Linked DNA regions of Homo sapiens: region 2 is linked to region 1. The links are chromatin contacts, found by POLR2A ChIA-PET in ENCODE. All regions are on one chromosome and are shown on one strand. Each heading gives the region's core, a stretch centred on a gene start or an enhancer-like site at or near the end of the contact. The rest is flanking DNA. Distances are from core to core; before and after follow the strand shown. Region 1 holds the start of SEC62 (SEC62 preprotein translocation factor). Region 2 holds the start of TRA2B (transformer 2 beta homolog).

What was found. ChIA-PET counts read pairs that join two places held with the same protein, here RNA polymerase II (POLR2A).
Region 2: POLR2A ChIA-PET joins it to region 1 with 11 read pairs in CD8-positive, alpha-beta memory T cell. The contact joins the promoter of TRA2B here to the promoter of SEC62 in region 1. POLR2A ChIA-PET finds 5 or more read pairs at or near these places in 2 of 52 experiments (CD8-positive, alpha-beta memory T cell and activated CD4-positive, alpha-beta T cell).

Annotation. Positions count from the first base shown.
Region 1 is chr3:169,965,243-169,968,356 of GRCh38, forward strand. SEC62 (SEC62 preprotein translocation factor) reads left to right here and starts at 1,565. Exons shown (of 8, transcript NM_003262.4): 1 at 1,565-1,616. The coding sequence starts at 1,581. It also overlaps the pseudogene FHL1P1. RefSeq lists an enhancer at 1,244-1,683.
Region 2 is chr3:185,936,577-185,939,690 of GRCh38, forward strand. It overlaps TRA2B (transformer 2 beta homolog), which reads right to left and starts at 1,438. Exons shown (of 9, transcript NM_004593.3): 1 at 1,249-1,438. The coding sequence starts at 1,284. RefSeq lists enhancers at 660-869, 772-1,499, 910-1,369.

The sequences.
Region 1 (3,114 bases), core at 315-2,814:
GATTATAGAGGAGAAAGGAATTAAATGACTCCTGAGACCAGAACTGCATAGTCCAAAAAAAAAAAAAAAATTCAGCAATCTTACTTTATTAAAAAATTAGGCATCAAGATGCTGCAATTTGCCTTACTTACATATTTAATTGCTCTTAGGTTAGATATATAATATGGGAAACCTGGAAAAAAATTTTAATGGTATAATAAACGCTTACAACCTAACATTAAGTGAAAAAAGCAGCTGCCTTATTGCATATGATCTCAATTTGGGAAACAGGAAAAAATATAAATACAAACACACATGCACACACACACACAAAGTCAGAATACTATAAGAAAATAAACTGAACGGTCACAGTGGCTCACGCCTGTAGTTCCAGTTACTCAGGAGACAGAGACAGGTGGATCGTTTTGAGCCCAGGAGTTCAAGACCCGCCCGGGCAACATAAGGAAACTCCATCTCCACACAAAAAAAGTAAAAATTAGCCAGGTGTGGTGGCTCATGCCTGTAGTTCCAGCTACTCAGGAGGCTGAGGAGGGAGATCAGTTGAGACGAGGAGTTCGGTGATGCAGTGAGCCGAGACTGCGCCACTGCACTCCAGCTTGGGCAATATAGAGCGAAACTCAGCATCAAAAAAAAAAGAACATCTTTCTATTCTGAATTTTCCCAATTTTCTACAATTAAAAACGCTTTAAAGATCTCTATAAAGTCAGTCAAGGGAATTTCTATCTAAGCACTTACCAGCAATTTGAGCTCCTTCTCTTTTGGTCTAGGTGGCTCTAAAATAACAATAAAGGCTACAGTGATTGAAATTCACCAGACTTGAAATAGACTGCAGCCTTCTTCCTTCCCACCTTCTTAGAATCTTTGTCCTATTCATCTTCCTTACGCTTCCCCGGGTTCTCTTACTTCTGGATTCTAACAGTGAGTTGTGAGAAGCAACGCGGAAAACGGAATGGAGACTCCAGCTTGTTTTAAACGAGCTGTATTACCCCGCACAGTGCAGGAGAAAAGATAATTGGCTCAGGTCTCGGCTCTGCCATCTACCACCTGTGGAGCCTTAGATAAGTCAGTTCTTATCTCTGTCACTCAACGGTCTCGGTCTTGTCATCTTTTACATGGAATGTCATGAAATATACAGTACATTGCAGGAACTGCCTCAGGTAAAGACTTCTAGGGTTCAGTAGGTCTCAGTCGATCCCTCTGAGAAAGGCCGCACCCTAAATGCACAGACTCTGACTCTAAGGGGATGGGGTCGGGGAATCTGCATTTTAGTAGCTTCTCAGGTGATTCAGATGCTCAGTCAGGATTGAGAAACCAGGACTCTTCCCAGCCCTCCTGTTCTCTGATCCACTTCTCTGCTTCCTCCACGTCCTAACGATTCTCCAGTTCCCGCACAGCAGGAGCGGAGGGAAGAGGGGAGAGAAGGCACCGCTAAGGACCGCTGGCCCCGCCAGGCGGCCGACCTCCCCATTCCAGGGGCGCCAGCCGGCGGATTACATAACGGGCCTCGGGGCGCGTTCTCGCGAGGTTTCCACCGCCCCCTCCTCGCTCCACGTCAGAGGGAACCGGGCGGAGCGGCCAACATGGCGGAACGCAGGAGACACAAGAAGCGGATCCAGGTAGCAAAGCCGAGCTCTGGGCAGGGGGCTTCGGCGCGCTGGATAGTGGAAGGGGCGGGGAAAGCCCCCTAAAAGGGCGAGCGAAAGCAAGGGCGAGGTGGGGTGGGGTGGGGTGGGGTTCCGCCGCGAGGCAGCTGGCTGCAGGCTGCGCGTTGTGAGGGGCCTGAGGGGGGGCGGTGTTGGCGACGGCGGAGACAGAGACGGAGGTGGTGGTGGAGCAGCAGGGGAAGGAAGGAGGCGCCGCGCTCAGAATCCGGCTGCGGAGGCGCGGCTGTGGGCCTGGAGTTCCTGTGGTCGCGCTGTCCCGGGCCTGAGCTGGAAGGTCAGCCTCCCCTGGGGCGCAGACGCTGACCCTTCCCGGGGCTCCTCCCCTCCCTTCACCCCATCCTCTGGCCTTAGCTGGCCTGAAATTAAGGCCACGGTAATAGGGGTAGCAGGAGGCGGCGGACTGACCTAAAGCAGCTGGTTCTTTGTGCGCATAGACCGTAAGGGGGAATGATCTGGACTTGGTCAGCTGCCTCGGGGCCTAGGCAGGGATCTGCTCATCCAGATGTTCAGTTGCGTTGCCCTTCTTTCCCTTCAATATTATTAACTTAATAGTCCACTTGAAGCTTGCCGGCTTTTTTCCGGGCGACGTGGTGTAAACAACCACAACCTCGTTGGTGCTGCAACGAGCTGGTGGAGCCCAGAAACCTTTCACATGCCAGTGTGTCATCCTCGTAGTAACGTACATAACATCTCCCCCTAATTCCACATGCGTGTCATTTGTGCATTTCTTCCTTGCGATTTTCCCTGGTTCTTGTTCTTTGCCAAGAGGATTAATTATGTAGAACATCTTGGACTCAGGATATTTATTAGTCGTCTCATCAGCTGATGTGCTGAGAAACCTTCATAAGCCCTCAAATTGATCACATGTAGTAAATTGTTACTATAATCATAAATTGTTACATTCATCATTGCCTTTCTGTTCCTTACTATTTCATTGCTTAGAATGATTTTTTCTTTCTTCCATTTTATCCCTTCTTTTTTTTTTTAAGTTTATCGATTTATTGGCGTACAATACAGATGTTTTGAGCTATGCAAGTTAAAATTCTTCTGTAAACTTTTTAAGTGCTGTGAAAAAGACACACATGATCAGTAAATTTGGAATTTTGGAATTTGGCAGAAATAAAGTAGTTCCGAACAGGGTGCAGAAGGGAATTAGAAAGAGGCAGATTTCGAGTTCAGACAGATAAGACTAGGTCTTAAGATCAGTAGAAGTTTCTAATTATACTGTTCTTAATCTTTCAAGAGTTAGTGTTATTCCTCTGACGTGGGTATACAGTATTTTATTAGATTGTATATTGAAATTGTCTGTCAGATTTGTACTTACAGAACTCCTTAGATTTACACTTGACAGTACAATTTTATGCCCTTCAATACACATTGTTTTACAATTCCAGTTGCTCTTTAATATTGTTGTAAGGGCTATATAATTCACCTTTTGAATAGCTGCTCT
Region 2 (3,114 bases), core at 188-2,687, about 16 Mb after region 1:
AAAAGTTTGCTAAGACATTTAATAGTCTTATTTACCTGATAAATCATATTCAGATCTTAAGGTAGCTTTACCAACAAGGGGAAACTTAGGTAACAAATTGTTTTTTTTTTTTAAAAAAGCACAAATTATTCCCACAGCCTCAAAAATCAATTTCTATGGTGCTTTTCTATCACCCTTCTAACAGATTCCTCTTAATTCTAGCAAGCCTCGTATGTTCGCATCATTCAATGCTTTCCGAATCCAATACCCAGAGCCCCACAGACCAGCTACGTATGCTGTTTAAACCCTAGAACTGTCTTGTTCCCGCAATTCAATCAACCCTCACTGAACACCTTTAAGAGGTGGAAACTTAAGGGAAAGAAAACTGTAGCCAACACACGCTGTGGTTCTAAGTATTAGAACGCCTCAAAACAAAGGAAATAACGGCGCCGTAAATGGTTGCCCGCCAATTTCTCCTTCACAATCCCGTGGAAATGCGATGTCCACAAAATCATCTTAACGACTTTGTGGTCTGTCCTAATAGAATACTGATACAGATTTTTGCCTGGGAAGCCCTTTCGGCATCAGAGAAAAGCGCTTCATTTAGGCCAAACACAAAGCCCTCACGCAATCCCCTCCACCTAACGGGCCCAGAACTTAGTCGGCCTTGGATTAGTTTCCATCTTAAGAGGCCCCAAAGACATCCCAGACTCCGTCCTTTCCGTGGAGGCAAAGACGGTCCTTCGTTAACCTAAACACCGGCCCAAAGACCCAAAAGAACGTCGTCTGTCCCCTTGCACCCCACCACGCGGCCTTACGAAGCGCGGCCCGCTGCGGGTCGGGTCCGCGTTGCCGCGCGGCTTCTCCGCCATTTTGTGCCTCTGGCAGCTCGCCCAGCCCGCCAGCCCAAGATGGCTGCGGCGGACCTTCGCAGGAGAGCAACGCCGAAATAAGATATCGCTCCCCTCCCCCAACACCGCGGGGACGCAGCGGCCATTTTCATCTTCCCCCTCTTATAACGGGAAAAACGGCCGTCTCGGGCAGAAGCCACATAAACCCGCCGGGGGCCTCCCTCCTTCACGACCAAAGGCACTAAGGCACTATCCACAAAGGCTTTTTTTGGTTAAATGCTGTCTCCCTTGCCTGCCCTCCCGGCTTCAGACTTCGGAGCCTAAAACGCCCCTGCCTCCTGGCCCGAGGCCGACGGGCCTAGAAAAAGATGCAAGGAGCTAGGACCACACAGCCACCCCCTACCGCAGCTCTACGTACCCGCTCGCCGTAGTTCTGCTCGCCGCTGTCGCTCATGACTCCTGGCTGCTGTCGCCGGTCGATGTGCTTCAATCGAAGCTGCCAACCTCTTGCACCTTCCTTAAGGAGGCTCCGCCGCAGCCCCGCACGACGCGCCGGTCGCCCAGCCGCTCAGAGCCGAAATGCTCCGCACCGCCTCCGCACGGGCTCTAACTCTACCGGATGTGACGCGGCGCTCCTTAGCCAGGCTCCTCCCCTCCCAGAAACGCGCGCTTTCTTGGCCTCGCCCCTCCTCGCTCTGCCTTTCCTCTCCAGCTGCAGCGCGTCCCGCACAGGAAGTGACGTGACCCCGCCCCTCGCAGGGCCCCACCCCCATTCACGAGCCTCTATGAGGCGGGAAAGCTAGCGTGTCGTTTGGCTGCTGTAGTGGGCGCCACGGAGCCACAGTGATGTCACCAGCCACTTCTGAATCCCTTCTAGAACTTTCCAGGGAACCTGCCGAGTGTGCAGGGAGGAAGGAGATGCTGTTTCCCCCAATCTCAATTCCTTTCTCCGCCTTATTAGTTTCTTGTTTTGTGTCTTTCCTTTGTTAGAGAAGTGAATGTTCGTACATTGGGTTCTTACTTAATTTTGTCTTACTTGTAGATATTTCCTTCCTGAATACGTCTTCATTTAAAAAAGGTCAGATCGGGCTGGGCGCGCTGGCTCACGCTGTAATCCTAGCACTTTGGGAGGCCGAGACGGGTGGATCACGAGGTCAGGAGATCGAAACCATTCTGGCTAACCCAGTGAAACTCCGTCTCTACTAAAAATACAAAAAAATTAGCCAGGCGCGGTGGCGGGCGCCTGTAGTCCCAGCTACTTGGGAGGCTGAGGCAGGAGAATGGCGTGAACCCAGGAGGCGGAGCTTGCAGTGAGCCGAGATCGCGCCACTGCACTCCAGCCTGGGCAATAGAGCGAGATTCCGTCTCAAAAAAAAAAAAAAAAAAAAAAAAAGGTCAGATCGGCTGGGTGCGGTGGCTCACGCCTGTAATCCCAGCACTTTGAGAGGCCGAGGCAGGCGGATCACATGGTCAGGAGTTCGAGACCAGCCTGGCCAACATGGTGAAACCCAGTCTTTACTAAAAATACAAAAAAATTAGCCGGGAGTGGTGATGCATGCCTGTAATCCCAGCCACTCGGGAGGCTGAGGCAGGAGAATCGCTTGAACCCGGGAGGCGGAGGTTGCAGTGAGCCGAGATCGGACCGCTGCACTCCAGCCTGGGCGACAGAGCGAGACTCTGTCTAAAAAATAAATAAATAAAAATAAAAAAGGTCGGACCTTAATACACAGGAATCAGACACAATCTCTATTCTAAAGTTACAAAGTAATGTGCTAGAACCGTTAAACACAATTAGAAAAAATGATTGTAAGTGCCAGAGGCATGTATAACTACAGGGGTGTCACAAGGAGGGAAGATTAATTCTGCCATTTCGTAAGAGAATATAGTTGGATTATAGTGAGAAGAGCCCAAGACCAAGTCGGATACTTTCTTTCTTCTTTTTTTTGAGACGGAGTCTTGCTTTGTCGCTCAGACTGGAGTGCAACGGCGCGATCTCGGCTCACTGCAACGTCTGCCTCCCGGGTTCAAGTGATTCTCCGCCTCAGCCTCCGTAGCAGCTGGAATTACAGGCGCCTGCCAACACGCCAGGCTAATTTTTTGTATTTTTTATAGAGACGGAGTTTTGGCATATTGGCCAGGCTGGTCTCCTGGGCTCAAGCGATCCTCCCACCTCGGCCTCCCAAAGTGTTGGGATTACAGGCGTGAGCCACTTCCCCCAACCCCCAAGTCGGATACTTAATTCCTCTACACTTCAGTCTCCCCATCCATTGAAAAGGTGGTACCT